Regions from separate parts of the Homo sapiens genome. Here regions 1, 2 and 3 are each linked to region 4. The links are chromatin contacts, found by Hi-C in ENCODE. All regions are on one chromosome and are shown on one strand. Each heading gives the region's core, a stretch centred on a gene start or an enhancer-like site at or near the end of the contact. The rest is flanking DNA. Distances are from core to core; before and after follow the strand shown.

The links. A loop is a pair of places that touch in the nucleus more often than their neighbours do. Pooled maps may share reads with other maps.
Region 1: a loop to region 4 is called in a map of CD8-positive, alpha-beta T cell, with 7 times the contacts of the local background. The contact joins the promoter of C6orf120 here to the promoter of RPS6KA2 in region 4. A Hi-C loop is called at or near these places in 1 of 168 maps with a recorded cell type or tissue (CD8-positive, alpha-beta T cell), 1 of 37 single-sample maps with no recorded cell type and 11 of 50 pooled maps.
Region 2: a map of B cell shows a loop between it and region 4 (24-fold over the local background). The contact joins the promoter of CAHM here to the promoter of RPS6KA2 in region 4. A Hi-C loop is called at or near these places in 3 of 168 maps with a recorded cell type or tissue (B cell, CD8-positive, alpha-beta T cell and naive thymus-derived CD4-positive, alpha-beta T cell), 1 of 37 single-sample maps with no recorded cell type and 11 of 50 pooled maps.
Region 3: a map of naive thymus-derived CD4-positive, alpha-beta T cell shows a loop between it and region 4 (23-fold over the local background). The contact joins the promoter of PRKN here to the promoter of RPS6KA2 in region 4. A Hi-C loop is called at or near these places in 1 of 168 maps with a recorded cell type or tissue (naive thymus-derived CD4-positive, alpha-beta T cell), 1 of 37 single-sample maps with no recorded cell type and 9 of 50 pooled maps.

The regions. Positions count from the first base shown.
Region 1 is chr6:169,700,868-169,703,567 of GRCh38, forward strand. It overlaps C6orf120 (chromosome 6 open reading frame 120), which reads left to right and starts at 1,259. Exons shown (of 1, transcript NM_001029863.3): 1 at 1,259-2,700. The coding sequence starts at 1,593. The coding sequence ends at 2,168. WDR27 (WD repeat domain 27) reads right to left here and starts at 1,162. Exons shown (of 26, transcript NM_182552.5): 1 at 684-1,162. RefSeq lists enhancers at 716-795, 1,116-1,205 and a silencer at 1,256-1,625.
Region 2 is chr6:163,412,594-163,415,293 of GRCh38, forward strand. It overlaps CAHM (colon adenocarcinoma hypermethylated), which reads right to left and starts at 1,357. Exons shown (of 1, transcript NR_037593.1): 1 at 472-1,357. QKI (QKI, KH domain containing RNA binding) reads left to right here and starts at 2,125. Exons shown (of 8, transcript NM_006775.3): 1 at 2,125-2,700. The coding sequence starts at 2,601. It overlaps LOC124901234 (basic proline-rich protein-like), which reads left to right. Exons shown (of 4, transcript XM_047419614.1): 2 at 21-1,492; 3 at 1,656-2,075; 4 at 2,372-2,583. The coding sequence starts at 613. The coding sequence ends at 2,583. RefSeq lists silencers at 764-1,543, 1,634-2,453 and enhancers at 1,377-2,029, 2,030-2,683.
Region 3 is chr6:162,726,325-162,729,024 of GRCh38, forward strand. PRKN (parkin RBR E3 ubiquitin protein ligase) reads right to left here and starts at 1,442. Exons shown (of 12, transcript NM_004562.3): 1 at 1,338-1,442. The coding sequence starts at 1,344. PACRG (parkin coregulated) reads left to right here and starts at 1,650. Exons shown (of 5, transcript NM_001080379.2): 1 at 1,650-2,067. The coding sequence starts at 1,912. RefSeq lists silencers at 1,020-1,559, 1,049-1,270.
Region 4 is chr6:166,625,858-166,628,586 of GRCh38, forward strand. It overlaps RPS6KA2 (ribosomal protein S6 kinase A2), which reads right to left and starts at 1,394. Exons shown (of 21, transcript NM_021135.6): 1 at 1,064-1,394. The coding sequence starts at 1,162. RefSeq lists silencers at 1,264-1,613, 1,674-1,843, 2,094-2,153.

The DNA.
Region 1 (2,700 bases), core at 9-2,508, 3.1 Mb after region 4:
CAATGTCACAGGATATCCCCAGGAATATCCATGTACATACATGCACAGAACAAGTCAGGGAAAATAAACTAAATTTATTATTTTAGTGAGATTCTAGTGCACCTAACACTAGGTAAGCACTTCAGGAAAAGGCAGTGACAAGTGATTGCTAAAGATACCATAGTCTTAAAGTTAAGTCAGTAAACACAAGATAGTAATCCCAGATAAACTGGAAGCTGTAGAGTTAATACTCCTTTACTGGTACAGAGCAGTGTGTGTAAATTGTAGAAAATTTAGAAATACATAAAAAGATGAAAACTCTACTACTCGAGGAGTACCACTGATAAAATCCTGTGCATTTCCGTTTTTTTAATGTACATACGAATATTTTTAAAAAGAGAAAATTACTCCCTTCTGATTAGAAAAGATCGAAATTTTTCTCTTTTAGTGATAATCAAGTCAGAAACTTGCTGTTTGGCTCGAGTTAGGAAAACCTAGCCTGGTAGTTACCACGCAGGTTGAAAGGCCAGTGGGGCATAATTAACGAGCCCTCAGGGTCCACGCTCCCGCCCTCGGAGCTCAGAACCGACGGGAGGTGCAGGAGGCCGGGCATTTCTACAGCCCTGGTTCGTTCCTAAACTACTGAATCTTTTAAAGAGATCTGAGTGCTCCTTATACACAGCTGCTTTAATTAAAATAACCACCTGAGCCCTTTTCCTCCGAACTCCACATGCGCTCAGTTCTCAAAGCGCCGATCTCAAGCGGCCGCCCGGATGCTCCGGCCCGACTTGTGCCCCGAATTCCCCTGGAGACCCTCGCACTAGCACGGCGTCAGGAGGAGGCTTCGGGTGACGAGACAGCGGGCAACGGCTCTGGTCCAGAGCGCGCGTGTCCGCCGTTGGAAGCGGTCACGGCGGAACCCTCAAATCGCCCCCTTTCCTAGAGACCTCAGCGGAGCCGCGAGCAACCGCGCAGCCCCCGCGCTCCAGCCCTGCGCCCTAGGCACACGCCCCAGAGCAGCAGCTCGGGTTCGGCGCCGACTCCGCGCCGAGACCAGCCCGCTAGGGGAGGACTCACAGCACCCAGCTCCCAGGAGGGCACGCAGAGGACTACCGAGCCACACTCCGCCCCACGCTCGCCGCTATGGTTACTTGCCAGCCGACCCACGCGAGCCGCTATGGTTACTAGCCCGCCGCCCCTCGCGCCCACGCCCCTTTCGCTATCTCGCGACAGCTGGAGAAGCCTCGCTTCCGGCCGGCTCACTTACGGACCTAGCGTCACTTCCGCCTCCGGCGAGGCTCCGGCCTCGGGTCCGGATGTATAAAGCGCGGCCCCCTGCGGGGAGTGGTGGTGAGTCCGAGGGTGCCACAGCGGCCCTGCCCCTGCCCCTGCCCCTGCCCTGAGTGGGCGCCGCGCTACGGGGGAGGGGTTAACCCACCCCTCCTCCCCGGGGCCTCACGCGGGTGGGAAGGGACAGTCCCAGCGACAGACCAGGCGCCTGGACGCGCCGTGGACCCGCGTGCGGACGGCGGGGACAGGCTCCGGTGCTGAGCGCCTCCGGTGTCCCCAGCAGCACTGACCCACTTGCAGGCCCCGGAGCTGAGCCGCCAGCCATGGCCGCTCCCCGCGGGAGGGCCGCGCCCTGGACGACGGCCCTGCTGCTGCTCCTAGCCTCGCAGGTCCTGTCTCCGGGAAGCTGCGCGGACGAGGAGGAGGTCCCCGAGGAGTGGGTGCTCCTGCACGTCGTCCAGGGCCAGATAGGCGCCGGGAACTACAGCTACCTGCGGCTGAACCACGAGGGCAAGATAGTCCTCAGGATGCGCAGCCTCAAGGGAGATGCGGATCTGTACGTCTCCGCCAGCAGCCTGCACCCCAGCTTCGACGACTACGAGCTGCAATCGGCCACCTGCGGCCCGGACGCCGTGTCCATCCCCGCGCACTTCCGGCGCCCAGTGGGCATCGGCGTCTATGGACACCCCTCCCACCTGGAGAGCGAGTTCGAGATGAAGGTGTACTACGACGGCACGGTCGAGCAGCACCCGTTCGGCGAGGCCGCCTACCCCGCCGACGGCGCAGATGCCGGCCAGAAGCACGCTGGTGCCCCGGAAGACGCCTCGCAAGAGGAGGAATCTGTTCTCTGGACGATATTAATTAGCATTTTGAAACTGGTACTTGAAATTCTCTTTTGAGTCGTTGACCACACTCTGGGATATAAAACCCTCCATCTGTGAAGCTGATTGCAGTTTGCTGTGAACCTTGCTACTTGTACTTGGTTGAAGTTCTAGGTACCTTTAGTCAAGGGATGGAAAAATAAAGCCATACGCAGTTTTGTTACCTCAGTTACCCCAAAAATAGGAAAAGCAGCAAGCACAGTATTTTAAAGATCATAATTCCTATAAAAGGACTGTGCACAAAGTGTTTAGACTCCATTTTCATTAGGCAGGTTGACTAAAAATGATTGCAGTAACAGGTTTATATAAAATAGAGCAACCTTTCATGCTGTGACACAAATCAAAAGGTTGATAACTTTGTAATTTTACTCTGGAGATTCTAACCGAAGTTGGTGTAAGTTTTCAAGAGTTACTAAAATCAAGTTGGAAATGATTTACGTACACTTCCCTGAGCCTGGACTAAAGCCTCATGCCTGTACCCCAAGTAGGTGATGGTACTTTTCTATACAAAAAGGATTTCCTGGCAGGCAGGTATTTACAAAGTTTGTTC
Region 2 (2,700 bases), core at 107-2,606, 3.2 Mb before region 4:
CTTGATTTTGATTTTTCTAGGTACTGAAACAGCCTTCATTACTTAGAGACCATAGCTTTTTTGCAAGTTACTATTCCCTGCATTTAGAAAGTTCATCTTTAAACAGGCAATTCAGTAAGTAAATATTCTATGGCTCTAAAACAGATACGGCTGTTGGAGACTTTAAAACATCTGACAGTTACATTTTTAATGTTGTCTACCAAGGCTATTACATTTCCTCTGTCAAAGTAACTTAATTTTAAAAACGAACTCTGTGCTTGTTAAACGAAAAGGCCAGAAGGCTACTGGCTACTCAGCGTTCATTTGAAATTCTTATAGTGCCTTCAGTACAATTCAAACTTAGAGGTGATTCTCACAATTCATGTGAAGCAACATTTTACAAAAAAAATCACCTACGTTCACTGTTAAGTCAGAAGACAGAATGATTAACAAAATCTCAGCCGCGAATTACTCTCACGATGGCCAACTGGATATTAAATAACTCTGCATTATTTTAATGGAATGTTATAAAGGATTTGCAACAAAATGCAGACGTAGATTTAGGGACTGCCGACTTCTATAGATCAAGGACTTCATTGGTGCAGCTGAGGAAATTCTTCCAAACAAGTCTAAATGTTGGAAATCCACCAAACTGCAGAGAAAGACCTCTTGCCTCCGTATTCTTTCTTCATCTGTAAAAATGTTGACTTCTGCTTTTCAGACTACGCGCACAGCCTCTTTATTTCCTACTGCGGCTTCATTCCCTCACGGAACACTGACGCCATCGCGAAGGAAGCATTTCGAGCACGACTGACGCTCCCCTTATTATTTGCTAAGCCGCTGCGCTCGGGTCTGGCTACGATTTGCTTTCAGAATAACGGGAAGGTGCAACAAGATCGCTTCCCTAGAGGCGCGTCGCCCGCGTGGCCCGGACCCCCCACGCCCGCCCGCCGCCCCGTGGGTGCGCACGCGTGTCCGCGCAGGCTTCCCGCCTGGCGAGTGCAAGGCTCCTCTCCGCCGTGCTGCTTTCCAGCCTCTCAGCAAATCACGAACACCGAAAGAAGCCACGGCGGCGACGGGAGGGGCGTCGCGCGTGCTTCCCTCGGCGACAAAGCGGGAGCCGGGCGCGCCGGCCGAGGGCGCCCGGCGCAGAGTCCCGCAGAGGCGGACGCCGCGGCACGCGCCTCGAAAAGCCTCAAACTCTTATCCTCGGCTCTCCCGCCCCACCTCCGCCCCGCAGCCAAGACCCGCGCCGTGGCGGGCCCGACGGCCAAGGAAAGCCCACCAGCCCTCCGCACCGTGGGCGACGGGCCAAGACCCGGCCCTAAACGGCCAGACCCAGCCCCTAGTCGGCTGCCGCCCCCGCCCCACGCAGGCGCGCTCCGGGGCCCTCCCCTCCCCCACCGCGCGCTCGCGGGGCCCGACGGGGGCGGAGCGACCCTCGGAAGGGGCGTGGCGACCGGGCTCGACGCGCGCACGCGCTCTGGAGCCCCACGGCTACGTGTCGGGCCACGTGATGCCCACCCCGAAAGTCCCCCGTGAAGCAACAGGACGTTAAAAAAAAATTTCTCTTCTGCGGGGTGGATAAGAGGTTCTGAAAAAACTATAGTAACGGGAGGCGAGGCGGAGGCAGCGCTGGCGCGTCCCGCTGGAATTCCTCTCGCCTGCCGCGCCAGCCCCGACCGCGCCCGCAGCCCCACCCGCCCCGTGCCGTGGAAAGCCCCGCGCCCCCCCCGCGGCCGTCGGCCCCGCAGCCCACACCCACCCGCCCCGGGCGCCCCGCACGGCGGCGACCCAGTCCTTGCGCCCAGGCCCGCCGAGCGCCGCAGTCCGTCACACTCCCGTTGCCCCCGTCGCCCGCCCCGCCGGGGAGGCAGGGAGGAGGGGGCGCGGCGCCGGCGGCTGCCCCGGTCGCGGGGCGGCGGGCAGCAGGCAGCGGGAGCGCGCCGGCCGGGACCCGCTAACGGCCGCCCTGCGCGGCCCCGCCCGCCGCCCGCCCCCGGCCCTCCCCGCGCCGCTGCCCCTCCCCCCGCCGCCGCCGCTGCTGCCGCCGCCGCTGGCAGCGCCGCCTGAACTGAGGCGAACTCCGCCGCCAAGTGAGTGAGGAGGAGGAGGAGGAGAAGGAGGAGGAGGAAGAGGAGGAGCGCAGTCGGAGCGCGGCGGCAGCGGCAGAGGCGCCGCGGCGGGGACCAGCCCAGAGAGACCCCCCGAGCCCGCGGCACAGGCGGCGGCGGCGCTGAGCGGGCTCGACCAGCCGAGCGAGCGGCGGCCCCGGCTCCTCCTCGTCCGGCGCCAGCAGCCCGCGCCCCGCGCCCGCACTCGGCCAGCCGAGACCCGCCTCCCGCCCGCCCGCCGGCCTCGTGAGGGACGCGCCGAGCCGGGCGGCCGAGAGCGGCGGCGGCTGGGAGCGCGTCGGGCCCGGGCGGAAAGTGCCTGCGGGGGGCGGGCGAGCGCGCGGTGCCGGCCGCCCCGGGGCTCGGCGCGGGAGCCAGAGCGGGAGCCGGCGCGGAGCGGGACGCCGGGTCCCGAGCGGCCCGCGGCCGGGGCTCGCCCCCGCCCCTCCCTCCTCTCCGGCGGCGGCGGCGGCGGCGGCGGGCGGAGTGAGCTGCGGAGCCTGGAATATGGTCGGGGAAATGGAAACGAAGGAGAAGCCGAAGCCCACCCCAGATTACCTGATGCAGCTGATGAACGACAAGAAGCTCATGAGCAGCCTGCCCAACT
Region 3 (2,700 bases), core at 192-2,691, 3.9 Mb before region 4:
ATTGGAAAATCTCTTCTACTTGGTTTTCTGATTCAGTTCAAACTTGTGCTTGCAAGTGAATCTTACGTAAATGTCACCTAAAAAGAGCTCAAGAAGACTCATAAAAAATATTTTTTTCGTAATTTGATTAACTTTCAAGTCATTCACCAAAAGTCAGACCATGCTAGAAAGGGAAGAAAAGTTGGACAACATTCTTGTTTTACCACAAAGACCATGCCAGTTAGCTGGCTTGATTCTCCCACTGATGGGGAGAATGTTTACATTTTAACAATAACTTCACAAATAAACAGATGTAAGAAGTGTTTTCAGTGCATAAAGATCATATACTTTATAAATCCACCTCTCATCTTTCTTCTGGACAGACCACATCTGACTTCGAACGTACTTACTGCAATCAAAAGTGTTTTGTAAAGGACCCTCCTCAGGAATAAACAAGCTCACTAAACCCTCCATACATAACCTGGAGAAACCTCCACAATAATGAAACCCCATCTAGCACTGTTTTTCAAACATATGGTGCATTTCCATTAATTTTCAGGGATAGCCCCTAAAGTAACTTTTGGCTCAACAACCCTGGAAGAGAGGACCTTTGCTCATCTTACACATCAAGTGTTCATGAACAACTCTGATGCCACTAAGTTTCGTTCACAAACTTGCACCTCGGTCGTTCTTTTACAAAAAAAAAAAAGAAAGGTTATTTTGCAAAAGGCAATAGATTTAATCTTGGCTACTATTTACTCTTAATGTTTCTTTCATCTCAGCCCTCCAATGAGAAGTTTAAAAGGAAACATCCGAGGGAGCAAGTTTAGATCTATCTGGAGGAGTTTCTGTGGAGCCAGCCACCCTCACCAGGTGCCTTCCATTAGAGTTTAATGCTTTGCTGCGGTTTCCTGAAAGAGCCCCACAGAGAGTGGGTCTCGATGGGTCCTGAACCGCACCACAACCGGCCAGTGAGGTGAGGGGCGAAGGTGAGGGGCGGCGGCGGGGCGAAGGTGAGGGGCGGCGGCGGGGAGAAGGCTTCGGGACCCCACACGGTCCGGGGGACCGCGAACGAGGAGCGGGGGTGCGGGGCCGCCTGGCGTCCCCGTCGAGGCGGTCTTCATGAGAACGCTCAGAGCAGGGGCGGGCAGGCGAGGGCTTCGAACGCACACACTGGGGCCCCGGACCCGCGTCGCTGAGCTGGGGAGCCCGGCGGCGCGGGCCGGGGACGGCACGGGCACTTTGGCCCCGTCATTGACAGTTGGCACCGGGGGTCCTGGTCGGCCGAGGCGGGGCGTGGCGCCATACCGGGGCGTGGGGCGGCGCAGAGAGGCTGTACCTGGCAGGTACCCACGTACCTATCATGGTCACTGGGTAGGTGGCGGCTGCGGGCCAGGAACAGGCCCATGCGCGCAGCGGCGCCAGCCGCGCCTCCCACCAGCGGCTCTCCTGGGTTAAATCCTCCAGGCCTCCCCGCCCCCGCGCCCGGCCCTAGGAATGCGCACGCGCGGAGGGCGCGGCCCAGGGCCTGCTGGGAGTCGTAGTTCTAACGCGTAGTTTCTCCTCACGCCTCCTGCCCCCAGCCCCCCACCGCCGCCCTTTCCGGCTTCAGGCCCAGCAATCTTACGTCACCGGGGGGCGGGGCTATGCGCCCGCCGTGTTGACCAGTCGCTTAGCAACCGGGAGGCTTACCTTTGGAAGCTTGTTGCAGCTCTAGCCAAGGTCCTGCCCTCTTCCCGCCCCGCCCCTAGGGTCCAGCTCCCTTCACCTAGGAGCTGCCAAACATCTGGATCAACCTGGGCACTACGAGGGGTTGAATTTCTACCATTATCGCGCCTTTTGATATTTTTTTCCAGACCTCCTGCTCACATCCGTAAAGCCCACTGATTCTTTTACTACACTTTTTATGAGAACAAGACATTTTCTAGGAAGATGGTGGCAGAAAAAGAGACCCTGAGCTTAAACAAATGCCCAGACAAGATGCCGAAGAGGACCAAGCTGCTGGCACAACAGCCGCTCCCGGTGCACCAGCCTCACTCTCTGGTTTCTGAGGGTTTCACAGTCAAAGCCATGATGAAAAACTCAGTCGTAAGTGATCTTCCTGAATTAAATGCACTCGCTCTGAATCAGGGGACACGAGATTTACAGAGGTTGGCCAGCCTTAGGATGGACTCTGAGCCATGTCCTGGGTGGTCTTTGCCAAAAAAGGCAGTTACTTGGCAAGTAGCAAACGGTGCCCCACAGTGTGTGGGGGGCAGGCTAGGTTGTTAGAATCTTGGGCAAGTGATGTACTCTGCCCATTTATAAGCACCTTCCTGATAACTTATGGTTTCTGGACCGCCCAAAATTACTCTTAAGCTATTTACACGAGGAAAAAAGATCCCCTTTACTTACTAATTCCTAACTAGCCCCACTCAGCAAAGGGCCTTATAGAAGGTGAGTTCTTAGAAATCATAAACTCTTGCAAAATTTAACATGAGCTGATATACAACCGGGAACATAAACTCATGAAATAATCTATAATGAGAAATTTCTTCACTTCAACCTAGGAAATTTTAGAATATCCTAGCATTTGCTCTAACAACACTTGTCTCTTACAAAATGATGTCATCTTCTTAGAGTACTGAAAGCCAACTTAATATGAACACTGTTTCCTGACAGGCCTTTTAAGATGATGTGCTTTAAACAATACAAGCTTTAGCTCATATATCTCTGCTACTA
Region 4 (2,729 bases), core at 144-2,643:
GAAACTTTTTAAACAAGTAATTCTCTTCTACTTTTTTGTCTATTCCTCAGGTCTCTCAATGGTTACAGAACCCATGTCTGTGTCTAATATCATGGCAGCTGGGACAAAGAAAACCAAGATGAAACATTTGAGATTGTTCCAGCTGAAACAAACCAACCAAAACCCCACAGGTGCCAGCCTTGAGGCAAAGGCGGGACAGTGTCAGGCGAAATCTTTGGGTCCCAGCCTCAGTCTCCCCATCACCATGTCTTTTTCACTTAAACACGTTTCACTGTTTTGTCATCTATAGATTCAACAATGTGATTTGGACACTGGGAATAAGAGAATAAGATTTGATGGTTGAAATAAAACACACCACGAGAGAACCGTCCACAAGGAAACTCTAAGATGCCAAGATGCGGGACAGGTAGAAAGGACAGGGCTTTGGGAGTACTCTGGGTTTTCAGGACGAATCTGTATCAGCCTCGGCGCTGCGAGGATATTGCATCAGGCTCTTTACTCCTGAACGCCGTTTTAGACGCCTAAGCAGATTGTGCTGCTGCCTGTTCTTCCCCGTTCTGTGAATTCTACACTGACTTCAAGTGCACGAATGAGCTACAAGATAAGGTGGAACCTGCCGGCCGGGCACGGCAGACAGCACCTGATCAGCGCCTCGGAGGGCGGAGCTGGGGGGCTTCTCCACTCGGGACTTTGAGGGACCCCCGCGGAGCGCTCCGCGCCACTCGGCGGTCTAGCTGCAGAGAAAGCCCCTCCTCACCCGGGGCTCCCTGTGGCCCACAGGGGACCATCCCACACCCCGTGCAGCCAGCGGCGGAGAAACCAGCTGGAAATGCAGTGGGGGTGGAGTTGCCCCCGCGAGGACCCACGGACCGCCCAATTACTACGGAGTCCCAGCGATAACGTTTGGAGCCGTTTGGTTCGATTTTCGGAACCGGACCAGCTTTCCAGTAACTTGAACTCCCTGACGGGTCTCGGGGTCCACCCAGGGGTGGCGAGGCGGGCTCGGGCGACCACGGCCCGCTCAGTGCCCGGCACCTGCGCGCCCCGAGGGCGGCCGCATTACCTCGAGCCGGCTCAGGCTGGAGCTCTTGGAGCGCGACTTCCTGCGCAGGTACACAGAGAAGAACCTGCGCACGGCGAACTTCTTCATGCTCAGGTCCATCGCCCCGCGCCCAGCCCGGAGCAGCCGCAGGGCCGGGGGACGCGCATCCCCGGCATCCCAGGCGCGGGGCTCAGGTCCGCGGGCGGGCACGCGTGGCCAGGGAGCCCGGCACGGCGGCCATGGGCGCGGGGCGTGGGGCGCGAGCTGCGGTCACAAAGGGCAGGCCGCGCCGGCCACCGCGGCCGGGGCCACAATCGCTCCCTCCGCCTCCTTCTCCGCCTCCCCTGCGAGTACCAGCGCCGGCCACGCGCCACGCCTACACCACGCCCACCACCACTACCACCAATCAGCGCCCGCCGCTCCGCGCCCCGGCACGCACACCTCCTCCTCCTCCGCCCCGCCCCGCCACTACGGCCAATCAGCGCTCACCACCCCTCCCGTTCCCACCCACCACCAGCACTGCCAATGAGAGCCCACCGCCCCGCCCGGGAGAGCCCCGCCTCTGCCGATACCTCCAATCATCAGCGCCGCCCTGTGGTTCCAGGTGCCCATCCCTCCTCCTCTTTCTACTCCTTCCTACAAGAACCAGCTCCGTGCAGCCCCGCCCCCACGCGGTTCCGCCCACGGCCCCGCCCACAGCACTGCCCGCCAATCAGTGCCCGCAGCCGCCGCATACCTAATGAGCCTCGGCCCGGGACAGCTCCCGGCCCGGGCGAGTTGTGCAGCTGCTCCGGAGCCGCGCAGTCGCGGGCGTTCCTGTCACGCAACTTCGGCCCGGCTGCTCTTTCTTCCAGCTTGGGGCCGTCATTATGTTTTCCTTCCTTAAAACATCCCTATGCACACTTTGTCATCATGTTTTTCTCTGCCGAACCAAACTTTAATTGTTGATCAGCAAACGCAGCCAAAACCTCAGCGGCACAGCGAGCGAGGGACCGCCGCCTGCCAGCGGGCCCTGCAGCTCGGCCAGGAGCCGCCCTCCGCGGAACCGGCGCCTTCCCTCCGCCGGAGCGGACAAAGGCGCCCGAGGGCGGGGGCTCAGGCAGCCCTCGGGGCGCCTCCCTCCCGCGGCTGCAGAACAAAGACGCATCCGCCCTCCGCAGCCGGTCCCGCTCTAGGAAACGTCTACACAGATGGCTTATCAGGGCCCGCGCTGGGAATACCCGGGCGGGGTGACCTGGGTCTAGGGCAAGGCCCTCAGACCCGCTGCTGGCGGCAGCGCCGCTCGGGATCCGCCTTAAAGGGAAACACTTTTTTCTTTTTTTTCCTAGAAATGCTCACCAAGGGCTGCAGCAGGGCCGAGAATGCGGGCTCACGACCCCGTGCAGCCTGCTCTGTTTTCCTCTTGTGCACGTGTTGAGTTTGTATTTAAAAACAGGGAGAAACCGAGCCCATTGACATAGCACCATCACCACCTGCAAAGAGCAGAAACGAGTGCGGTGGTGAGTTGACAAGTCTTGCTTGCTCTTTTGCAGTGCGAACTGCAAAATCCTCGCGTTGTTTTGCTCCCTGGACTAGTCAGATGTTGCGTTAATACTTGTGTAGTCTATTTTGGCTAAGGTGGGTAGAGAGGTCAGAATGTCCTTAAATAAGAGCTTTAAAGTCATGCTGCATCCGGGCTGAGGTGAGG